2 separate regions of the Homo sapiens genome follow, and region 2 is linked to region 1. Evidence: read pairs that join two places in POLR2A ChIA-PET (ENCODE). Cell type or tissue: PC-9. All regions are shown on one strand. Each heading gives the region's core, and the rest is flanking DNA. Links, peaks and the distances in the headings are about the cores only.

Region 1 (5,802 bases), core at 197-5,196:
CGGTATGCACTCTTGTGTCTGACTACTTTTGCTCAACATCTTATGAGATTTATGTATGTTATTATTTGTAGCAGATCATTTTCATGGCTGTATAGTATTTTATCGCATGACTATATCATAGTTTATTCACCTTTTCTATTATTGATGAACCTTTGGGTTGCTTTCAATTTTGTTTTTGCTATTATAATAATGCTGTGATGAGCCTTTTGTGCATGCATGTCTGTTGGGTATATCTCTAGGGGCAGAACCATGGAGTATGTGTACGTAACTCTAGCAGATGCTGTCAAACTGTTTTCCAAAGTGGTTGAACCAAATAGTGCATGAGAGTTCCATGCTGCTTTGGGGCCACTGGCTTTTGGTTCTGAAGGTCTGCAGATGGAAAATTAAATTGTGGAAATGTGGAGCTTGGCAAGAGGCCAAAGGCAAGGGAATTACAGCTCTGTGATTTCTCTGGTATCCTGCATGAAATTCTGACAATAGAGTCATTTTTAGGAGTTATGTGAGATGCATTGTTGAATTAATTAATTTAAACGGATTCATGAAGCCCTTGCTTGGGTTGTTCATTTTGCTGTTGTGACGTTTGAATTTCTTGTCTATTCTGCATATTAGTTGCCTGTAGGATTCATAGTTTGCAATTTTTTTTCCTATTCTATTGGTTGCCTTTTCACTCTGTGAATTGTTTCCTTTACTGTACATGATTTTTTTTTAGTTTGCTGTAATACCATTTGTTTATTTTGCTTCTGTTGCCTGTGCTTTTGAGGTCTTATTCATAAACTCTTTCCCCAGCCCTTATTATGCTCCAAGAACTATGCAAGGTTTTGTGGGGGAAACAAAGATGAAACAGATGTCTATTCTACCCTTAAGAATCTTTCAGACAGAGGAAAATGGGTATGTATAATTACAACTATAAGGGAAGATGGAAATGCTATGTGTCATTAACAGGCAAGATACATTTAGAATAAAAAAGGAGCTAAGAAGATGAAGATTCCTTCTAGGTAGGAACACTGGGGAACTGGCCTTGAAGAATAAATAAGAGTTTAGGAGGTAGGTACAAAGTAGAAGGACAATTGAAGCAGAGGAAACAGCTCAGAAAAGCCAGGGTTGCATGGGGTTTGGATGGGAAACAGGAAAGGGAGATGCACTTGTTATCATGGAGAAACAATATCACATATGAGATGATTTGGTTAACTGATGCAAAGAGTGGGACTTGGGCTAGGTGAGTTTTGACAGAGGTAAGGGAGTTGCATTGCCTGAGGAAGAGAGTTAATATGGTCAGTATGAAGCTAAATAGAGAGGAAGAAAGAAATGGGATGTGGGCCCTATAGGATACTTTATCTATCTTATGATTTTGCCCTGACTAGAGCTGGATTGCCCCAGTACTTTTGGAATCTCACTGGACTCTGTTCACTTAGTCCCCAGCAGGTACATCTTTTGATGCCTTCACCCCAAGCCTGGTAGCACAAGCCCTAGCTGAGAAAACCTTAACATCTATTTGTTGGCTGGTGGAAATTCCACTTGCTCTGAGACCCTCCCGTGCTCCTTCTCCCAGGTGCTCAGGCCCCACACCTTCCTCCGACTGGCAGGTCCAGGTTGGAGGAAGCTGAGCTGACTCAGAGCTCTGCACATGGGCTCAGGGCTGAGCGGGACTCACTGCTGGATCAGATTGTCTCCTTCACCATCCTCTGTACTTGTCTCCTTGACCATCCTCTGTTCTTCCTGAGGCTGCAGTGGAGTTAATCATCTGCCCTCTGCCCTCCCTTTCAGAGTTACTAGTTCACCTCATCCGTTCTTAACCACAGGAAGGTGGCCCCCAAAGCTGCTGAGCAGTAGCAACAGCAGTGGCAGGGGCCCGGGGGCCTTCCTGGACTGTGGCCTCTTTCCTCTAAACAATTTTCACTTGTTGGGTCCTCCTCTATGCCTCACTAAATGTGTGAGAACTTGTGTTGAAGTTATGTTTTCGTAGTAGCATTTCATCTCCCCTATCTGGTGTGTGTACCCCTCTGGGACAGAAACTGAGGTCTTTCTGTATCAGTCACAATACCCTGGACATAGTGACTTGTCTACTTGCCTTTTCACCGTATCTGCTTTGCACCCCTGCCCTGGCACCCACCCCTTCCAGGCCGTCCATGGAAACTCATTCCAACCATCTTCCTCCTTCCCACACTGGACTGTTGGGGGCTGCAGGAGAAAATTCAGCAACAAAGAGCAGCTACAGATTCGTAATCTCCAACCCCAGCTGGACTCTCAGTGTCCTGGGAATCCTCATTTCTGGCCCACAGCTTCTCCTGTTCCCCAAAAGGTGGGAGAATTCCACACCTTCGTCATCTCTTTCAAGGCCCTGTTCCACTATCTCAGCCTCCACAAACCAACAACCTCCTTCTTTAAGAAAACAGAAGCACAAGTTAGGGATTCCACCAACCTTGCCAACAAGTCTCCAGTGTCAATGTACTTCATCTACTCCTGTAAATGGCCACATTTGCCTCTGCTGAGGGCAAGAGTGTTCTTGCCCTGTCCTTGACCAATACTCCCCTGTGTGCTCAGGGCACCAGAGCTTCTTTCAGAAGTCACCTGGGACCTGCTGTCTGTGAAGACATCCCTCATCTTTCTTCAGCTGCTCCTTTTCTGTGGGCTTCCTACCTTTAGTACAGTTTCCTTCCAGTTGAAAAATCAAAACAACACCTGGTGTTCTCTCTAGCTCCTTTTTATTTGCAGACAAACCAGTCTTAAATGTATAAACTAATATAATATTACATAAAAATAAAATATAACGGCCTAATTTTTAAAAAGACCCCAAAGGCAGTATAGCATGAGGACTGTAGATCACACATTTCATTCTTTAAGTATTTAGAAGTCTATGGCTGGGAGTGGTGGCTCACGCCAGAACTTTGGGAGGCTGAGACGGGTGGATTACTTGAGGTCAGGAGTTCAAGACCAGCCTGGCCAATATGGCGAAACCCTGTCTCTACTAAAAATACAAAAAAAAAAAAAAGAATAGCTGGGGGTGGTGGCAGGCACCTGTAGTCCCAGTTACTCATGAGGCTGAGACAGGAGAATCACTTGAACCTGGGAGGCAGAGATTGCAGTGAGCCGAGATCATGCCACTGCACACCAGTCTGGGTGACAGAGCGAGACTCTGTCTTAAAACAAACAAACAAACAAAGAAGTCTAGACAATAACTTAACCATTTTCCTGTGTGATTCCTATTCAGTTTTATAATAGCAGAGAACAACCTTCTTCTACATAGCGCTCTACATTCTGATCTACTGGTGGATTATATGGGAGTTTACGTTATTTTTCATTACACCGTATATTTATATTTAAGTACCTTTTAATACTTGTGCTACCTCTCACAATTTTATAAAAGATAAAAATAAAGTGAAACCACCACTAAACACCTGAAAATTAAACTCATGTTCCATCACCCCATTCTCCAAACCTGCTCCATCTTTACCAGACCCATAAGCCACACGTGTGTTTTGTGTTCCCTTAACCATGCTACTGCTGGGTCCATAATACCCACCTTCCCTGTTCCTTTCTGCATACACCAGGCAGGCCTTGGCTTTTTCTTTCAATGGCAGCTCCCACCCACCGCCTCTGGGCAGCCACTCCTAACTCTGCAGGGCAGAGGAAAACATGCTTTCCTTATGCTTGCCTCACACCCTGGGCACACCTCCATAGCACATTCCATATTGCATTTCAGTTGGCTGTTTTAGGTCTATCTTCCTTTTTCACTTTTTTTTTTTTTTTTTTTTTTTTTTAGGCAGGGTCTTGCTCTGTCACCCAGGCTGGGGTGCAGTGGTGCAGTCATGGCTCACTGCAACCCCTGCCTCCCAGGCTTTTCTGATATTTAGCTAAGAGTTGGGTTTAGCTGAGATGAGTGAGGAAATCTACAAATTCACTTGCTATGGTAATGTTTCCACAATGGGCAAGTCATATTTTGCTTTTATCAAAGTACATCTTAGTTAATAGTCAGAACAGTTGAGTGAGAGGTAGTCATTACTCTTTTTCTGCTTTTTTACCAAGATACAACTCACAGCTGTGTGCACAAAATTTAAATCAACAGCTTGATGAACTTTTATATGTGTAAGTACATATCAAAACTACCCACATCAAGATGTAACACATTTCTAGCACCCAGTCATTCCTTTTTGGCCCTTCAAGTTGATAACCCCCCTCCTGCAAGGGTAATCACATTCTAACCTCTCTCACCATATATTAGTTTTTCCAGATTTTAAACTTTATATCAGTGAAATAATTCACTATGTACTTTTTGGAGTCTAGCTTCATTAATACTCATCATTGTGGTGAGATCCATCCACATTATTGCCAGGAAAAGTAGCTTTTCTTTTTCATTGCTGTGTAATATTCCTTATAAGACTATAACACGATTTATTTGCTCATCTAATCGTGATAGACATTTGGGTTTTTTCTCATTTTGAGTTATTATGACTAAAGCCATTATTAACACTCTTGTACATATTTTTAGTGGATATAAACACCAGATTTTCTTTTTTTTTGAGACGGAGTTTCACTCTTGTTGCCCAGGCTGGAGTGCAATGGCATGATCTTGGCTCACTGCAACCTCCGCCTCTCAGATTTAAGTGATTCTCCTGCTTCAGTCTTCCAAGTAGCTGGGATTACAGGTGTGCACTGCCACGCCCAGCTAATTTTTTTTCTTTTTTTTGAGATGGGGTTTCACCATGTTGGCCAGGCTGGTCTCAAACTCCTGACCTCAGGTGATCCGCCTGCCTCGACCTCCCAAAGTGCTGGGATTACAGGCATGAGCCACCATGCCTGGCCCAGATTTTCTTGTGTACAAATTCTTCTGGATCAAAGGGTATATGTAAGTTTAGTTTTAGAAGATACCGTAAAATAGTTTTCCAAAGTGCTGGTACCAATTTACACTCTCACTAGCAATAAATGAGAATCTCAGTTGCTCCCATCTCTGTCAACCCTTGGAATTTTCACATTTATTTATTTACATTTATTTTCGAGACCAAGTCTCAGTCTGTCACCCAGGCTGGAGTACAGTGGCGTGATCTTGGCTCACTGCAACCTCTGCCTCCTGGGTTCAAGCAATTCTCCTGCCTCAGACTCCCAAGAAGCTGGTATTACAGGCGCCACCACCGTGCTCTGCTAATTTTTGCATTTTTAGTAGAGATGGGGTTTCACCATGTTGGCCAGGCTGGCCTCGAACTCCTGGCCTCAAGCGATCCACCCGCCTCGGCCTCCCAAAGTGCTGGGATTACAGGCTTGAGCCGCTTCGCCCAGCCTTCAGACCTTTAAATGTTAGCTATTTTGGTGGGAATGTGAAATCTCATTATTCTCTGATAACTAATGTTGTTGGGCACCCTTATGCATGCCTATTGGCTATTGGATATTCTCTTTCCTAAAGTGCCTGCCCAAGTCTGTTGCTTTTTTTGTCATTATTGTCATCAGTGTATTATTGATTTCCAGTCTATTATTGTCATCAGTCTATTATTGATGGAATTCTTTATATACTCTGGATATGAGCCCTTTTTCAAATGTATGTATTGCAAACATTTTCTCCCAGTCTTTGGCTTGCTTTTTCACTCTCTCAATGTTGTCTTTCACCAAACAGAAGTTCTAAGTTTTAGTGAAGTCCAATTTATCAATATTCTTTTATGGTTAGTGATTTATTTTTGTGTGTGTGTGTCCTGTTAAAGAAACATTTGTTGTCTGGGTGCAGTGGCTCATGCCTGTAATCTCAGCGCTTTGGGAGGCCAAGGCGGGTGGATCACTTGAGCCCAGGAGTTCAAGACAAGCCTTGGCAACATGGTG
Region 2 (6,006 bases), core at 666-5,665, 130 kb before region 1:
TTCAGGTTCTGCAGGTCTCTATACAATGATACCACTCCAGTTCTATTGGGAAAGCATCCATAGACAATGATCATGGCTGTGTTCCAATGAACCTTCTTTTGTGGACACTAAAATGTGAATTTTATATAATTTTTGTGTGTTGTGAAATAATTATCAAATCTTTTTCAAGCATTTAAAAATGTAAAAACAGCTGGGCGTGGTGGCTCATGCTTGTAATCCTAGCACTCTGGGAGGCCAAGGCAGGTGAATCACCTGAGGTCAGGAGTTCAAGACCAGCCTGGCCAACATGGTGAAACCCTGTCTCCCTGTCTCTACTAAAAATACAAAAAATTAGCCAGGTGTGGTGACAGGTGACTGTAATCCTAGCTACTTGGGAGGCTGAGATAGGAGAGTCACTTGAACCTGAGAGGCGGAGGTTGCAGTGAACTGAGATTGCGCCACTGGGAGACAGAGTGAGACTCCAGTTCAAAAAAAAAAAAAAGTAAAAACGATGTTTATATATGAGGCTGTGCAAAAACAGGTGATGGGTTGGTAATTGGCAATTAACCAAGATTGAAAATCTTTTTTTTTTTTTTTTAATGGAGTCTGGCTCTCGCCCAGGCTGGAGTGCAGTGACAGAATCTCGACTCACTGCAAGCTCCGCCTCCTGGATTCACGCCATTCTCCTGCCTCAGCCTCCCGAGTAGCTGGGACTACAGGTGCCCGCCACCACGCCAGGCTAATGTTTTGTATTTTTAGTAGAGATGGGGTTTCTCCATGTGGTCAGGCTGGTCTTGAACTCCTGACCTTAGGTGATCCACCCGCCTCAGCCTCCCAAAGTGCTGGGATTACAGGCGTGAGCCACTGTGCCCAGCCTGAAAATCTGTGTTGACTCCGTCTCAAAAAAAAAAAAAAAAAAAAGTAGCTAGCCTCATTTGTTTTTCTTTCTTTCTTTTTTTTTTTTTTTTGAGACAAAGTCTCACTCTGTCACCCAGGCTGGAGTGCAGTGGTGCGAACTGGGCTCACTGCAAGCTCCGCCTTCTGGGTTCACGCCATTCTCCTGCCTCAGCCTCCCGAGTAGCTGGGACCACAGGCGCCCGCCACCATGCCCGGCTGATTTTTTGTATTTTTAGTAGAGACGGGGTTTCACCGTGTTAGCCAGGATAGTCTCGATCTCCTGACCTCGTGATCCACCCGCCTCGGCTTCCCAAAGTGCTGGGATTACAGGTGTGTGCCACCACACCCGCCGCGTCATTTGTTTTTCAACGCAGACTTATAAAATGCAGATTACTTTGGTCGTGGTCTGTAACATCCCCAGGGAGAAAGGAATGCAGAAGGCAGAGTGGTTAGGAGCAGCCACAAAAGAATGAGGAATGAAGAAAAAGGGGTGAATGAGAAACCAATGAGAAGTGTTGGGAGATGCCATGTAACTGGTGGGGATACCCATACCCATTTTAGAACAACTTTTTTTTTTTTTTTTTTGAGACAGGGTCTCACTCTCTTGCCCAGACTGGAGTGCAGTGGCCAGACCTCGGCTCACCACAACCTCTGCCTCCCAGGCTCAAGCGATTCTCTTGCCTCAGCCTCCCGAGTAGCTGGGATTACAGGCACGTGCTACTACTGCCCAGCTAATTTTTGTATTTTTAGCACAGGGTTTCACCATGTTGGCCAGGCTGGTCTCGAACTCCTGGCCTCAAGTGATCCACCTGCCTTGGCCTCCTAAAGTGCTGGGATTACAGGCATGAGTCATTCAGGCCGGCCCTGAATTTTTCAAAGTTGCCACCACCAACACTTTGTTCTTAGTGTGTGGACAGTAGAGCAGGTTGAAGGGCCAAAAAACAAACAAGCAAGCAAGCAAACAAACAAACCAACAAACCAGCCTCATTTCCTTGTCTCTGGTATGTTGAGAAAGTGGACCCTAGAGTTCAGTACCACTCCTCCTACCTTTGAGCCCAACTCATGATTTAAGATGTTGAAGTGCCCAATAAGGACCACATGGAAGCCTCCCTCAAAGAGTGTGGCACATGCTGCAACCCATAGGAAAGGGATTAGAATGCAGGTTTTTTTTCCATTTAGGGAGGAAGGAGCAGGAAATTTAGTAGGTAAGTAAAAGTAAGTACAAAGGCACAGCTACGAAGAAAAGGTACTTTTTCTGCAACTAGATATGCTACCACTAGGTGGAGCCAGACTCTCCTGGCATGGAACTTTTTTTTTTTTTTTTTTTTGACACGGAGTCTCGCCCTTGTCGCCCAGGCTGGAGTGCTGTGGCGCGATCTCGGCTCACTGCAACCTCCACCTCCCGAGTTCAAACAATTCTTCTGCCTCAGCCTCTCGAGTAGCTGGAATTACACGCGCCCGCCACCACACCTGGCTAAATTTTTTTGTAGTTTTAGTAGAGACGGGGTTTCACCATGTTGGCCAGGCTGGTTTTGAACTCCTGACCTCAAGTGATCCGCCCGCGTCGGCCTTCCAAAGTGCTAGGATTACAGGCGTGAGCCACCACGCCCAGTCTGACATGGAACTTCTAAACAGTGATGCTACGTAACAGGCCTGGTTCGCTGGAGATAAGTAAGAGGGGATAAAAATAGTTAACCTTACCTATCTGATTGGCAAAAATTCAAAAGCTTGATAGGGAGTCTATCTGAGCCTGGGCAGGTTCTGGAAGCTGCCCAATTTAAAAAAAACAATGGCGCCTGGTGCGGCGGCTCACGCCTGTAATCTCAGCACTTTGGGAGGCCGAGGCAGGTGGATCACGAGGTTAGGAGTTCAAGACCAGCCTGACCAACATGGTAAAACCCCGTTTCTACCAAAAATACAAAAATTAGCTGGGCGTGGTGGCACGCGCCTGTAATCCCAGCTACTGAGGAGGCTGAGGCAGGACAATCGCGTGAACCCAGGAGGCGGAGGTTTCAGTGAGCCGAGATCACGCCACTGCACTCCAGCCTGGGCAACAGAGCAAGTCTCCGTCTCAAAAAAAAAAAAAAAAAAAAAAAGGAAAATAAAAGACAAATGGCTGGGCATGGTGGCTCACACCTATAATCCAAGCACTTTGGAAGGCTGAGGTGGAAGGATTGCTTGGGGCCAAGAGTTTGAGACTAGCCTGGGCAACAAAGTGAGACCCTGTCTCTATGAGAAAATTAAAAAAAAAAAGGCCACCTTTTTGATACGAAAGGAGGGGAAATAAGAAAGCATACTATATTTGCTTATTTTTGCAGAAACAAACACAGGAAGGAAAATAAACTAAATTGGTTATTTCAAGAGGTAGATAAGGTCTAGATGAAATAGATACATGATCGGCCGGGCGCGGTGGCTCACACCTGTAATCCCAGGACTTTGGGAGACTGAGGCGGGCGGATCACGAGGTCAGGAGATCGAGACCATCCTGGCTAACACGGTGAAACCCAGTCTCTACTGAAAATACAAAAAATTGGCCGGGCGTGGTGGTGGGCACCTGTAGTCCCAGCGACTTGGGAGGCTGAGGCAGGAGAATGGTGTGAACCCCAGAGGCGGAGCTTGCAGTGAGCCCAGATCGCGCCACTGCACTCTAGCCTGGGCGACAGAGCGAGACTCTGTCTCAAAAAAATAAAAATAAAAATAGATACATGATGGAGTATTACTTCTCTGAGTTTATTTACCATTTTGTCTAGTTTTGACTTCTGGATCCATGTTAATGTTTTGCACATTAAAAAAAGTTGACAAGAAAAAATATGCAGAACATGCTTGTCCTCAGGCTTGTCAGAGACTCCTATAACCATATAAAGAAGCTGAGGGTTGATCATGCTTGAGCTATGATACTTATTAAAATAGTACTAGAAAGACAAATAGAATGTAGCATGGCAAAAGAGCTGCACATTTTGGGAGAAGGCATTTATTTGTAGGGGCTGAAATGTGCTAGCTCGAGAATCAGACCTAAGAATTACAAGGTGATTAACCAAAGGAAAAAGTCTCTGGAAGTAGAAAACTAAAAAGAAGGTTTGGAACAGGCTGGAAGTGAGATTGAAGCATATCACAGAAATGTTAGACATTCTTCAATGTCAGTGCCTTGGATGAATTTATAAGGCTTTGCCTTAAAGTTACTTGTGGGCTTATAAAGCCTGTGTCAAAGCTAAACAAAGCCAGACAATAGTTTAGACAAGAAGTAAGGATAGGTATTTATTTATTTATTTGAGATGGAGTTTCACTCTTGTCGCCCAGGCTGGAGGGTAATGGCGCGATCTTGGCTCACCGCAACCTCCGTGTCCGGGGTTCAAGCGATTCTCCTGCCTCAGCCTCCTGAATAGCTGGGATTACAGGCATGCACCACCACGCCCGGCTAATTTTTTTGTATTTTTAGTGGAGACAGCGTTTCTCCATGTTGGTCAGGCTGGTTTTGAACTTTTGACCCCAGGTGATCTGCCCACCTCGGCCTCCCAAAGTGTTGGGATTACAGGCGTGAGCCACTGCACCCGGCCTAGGATAGGTTTTTTTAAGTAGTAACTATTGCAGTAGGGAAGAGGGCCCAAGGTGAACTGAACTTAACTTCCTTAAAAAAAAAAAAAATGCAGGAGGCCTTTTGAAGGCTGGGATGTGCTAAGGGATAGGCATGAAGATATTAAGGAGAATTGCTCCATGTGACTAGACAATCTGGATTTGTGAATTGGCTCTTGTCCAGAAGAGAAATAAGCACCTATTTTTACGACAGGAGCTAGTAGTGCAAGTTAGAGCAAGGCACCCACCTGGTTGGGAGCTGGAGCAAGATTTATTTCCTCAAATGTTTGCATTTCAAAGAAACTCTCAGGTCCCAGTGAAAATAGCTCTGGGTAGAAGATTTACATCTCAAAGAGGCAGAGAAAGATGTTTTAATTGCAAGCTTTCTTTCTAAGTAATTGCACTAAGATGAAGTTCAGGGGCCTGTGTCTATTGCTAGGTTTGGGCTGGGATGCACAGTAAATTTTTCTGACAGCGATGAGCTTTTTCAGGCAGGCATTTTAAGCGGGGGGCTGAGGTCCTCCTAGGGACAAGGCCTTAAGTTGCTAGAAGCCATGCTAGAGCTTGGTTAAGGAGAGTCTTTGTTACCTGGCGTCTCTCTGCAGTGCCGTTTCAATGCCTTAGAGCAAGAGAGTGGTGGATGGACAGTGATAGTGATTCACGTGCGCAATTCACAACTTGCATTAGCAACCAGGCAAAAGCAAGTGCTGCTTTTAGAGGCCTTGGGAAGAATTTCCACAAGTTTCCGGCCATTGGGATACAGGGGAAAAGGGATTGGAGGGAGGCTCATCGGGAACAATACATTAGGTAATGTTGGGGTTTATAAATCGATACCCCCAAATATAGTACTGAACCGAAGAAGCAACCTGAAGATCTCTCTGACCTTCCCCGCTCCACACGGTCTCTCCCAAAAAGCTGAAGTTCCTTTATTTGCCTAAGATCCAGACCCTCCAAGGAGAACAGTAGGTTTCTTTTCCTCCTGTAAGACCAAAAATGTAACCACACCTGAACAGACCTTTTCATGAGTTAATGCCTGCTTCTCATGGTCATCTAAATTCCAAAGAAAACTATTTACAAGTTAATTTGTTTCCTGATCAAATCATTCTCTTTAGTAATCATTTATTGCCCATCAACAGAATTCCTTTTCTCCCGCAGGATCCAAACTCATTCTTTCTGTAACCTCATGATGGCGTATAAGCTTTTGCACCTCACTGGGAGGTTGGGTCTTCATTCTGAAGGCTTCTATGTATACATATTAAATAAGTTTGTATGCCTTTTTTCCTATTAATCTGCCTTGCGTCAGTGATTTTCAGCAAACTTCAGGGAGCCAAAGGCCTTGGCTCCCACAGTGATAATAAACAATATGACTTTTGGCTATCAAAATTCCTGCTGTTAGTTAAGGAAAAATTGTGACAGTTTCTGAAATGGACAAATACAGGCATCCTTCCAGTGGATTACTAGGATTTGTCTAGACTAGAGGACAGGATGCTTCTGGGGGTTTTCTGATTCTCTACAGGTCAGTATCCTTCCTTGTCTTGTACTGTTTTGCAACTCTAGAAA

Evidence for each region. ChIA-PET counts read pairs that join two places held together with the same protein. Peaks named below come from ENCODE experiments on the same cell type or tissue, not always from the same donor. Only the 100,000 strongest peaks of a DNase experiment are listed, where the experiment ranks them.
Region 2: POLR2A ChIA-PET joins it to region 1 with 11 read pairs; 2 of 35 experiments call an interaction of 5 or more read pairs at or near these places.

What each region holds. Positions count from the first base shown.
Region 1 is chr1:160,851,739-160,857,540 of GRCh38, reverse strand. All of the region lies in intron 1 of CD244 (CD244 molecule), which reads left to right. Among named protein-coding and RNA genes, the nearest start is that of CD244, 8.2 kb to the left of the region's middle. RefSeq lists an enhancer at 2,104-2,153. In PC-9, for the core only: no CTCF peak of the experiment used is centred there; no DNase peak of the experiment used is centred there.
Region 2 is chr1:160,986,585-160,992,590 of GRCh38, reverse strand. No RefSeq gene overlaps it. Among named protein-coding and RNA genes, the nearest start is that of F11R, 32 kb to the left of the region's middle. RefSeq lists an enhancer at 612-1,450 and a silencer at 4,898-5,192. In PC-9, for the core only: CTCF peaks have their summits at 1,953 and 2,155 (motif pointing right); DNase peaks (open chromatin) are centred at 2,130 and 2,540; H3K4me3 peaks cover 399 bases; H3K27ac peaks cover 688 bases.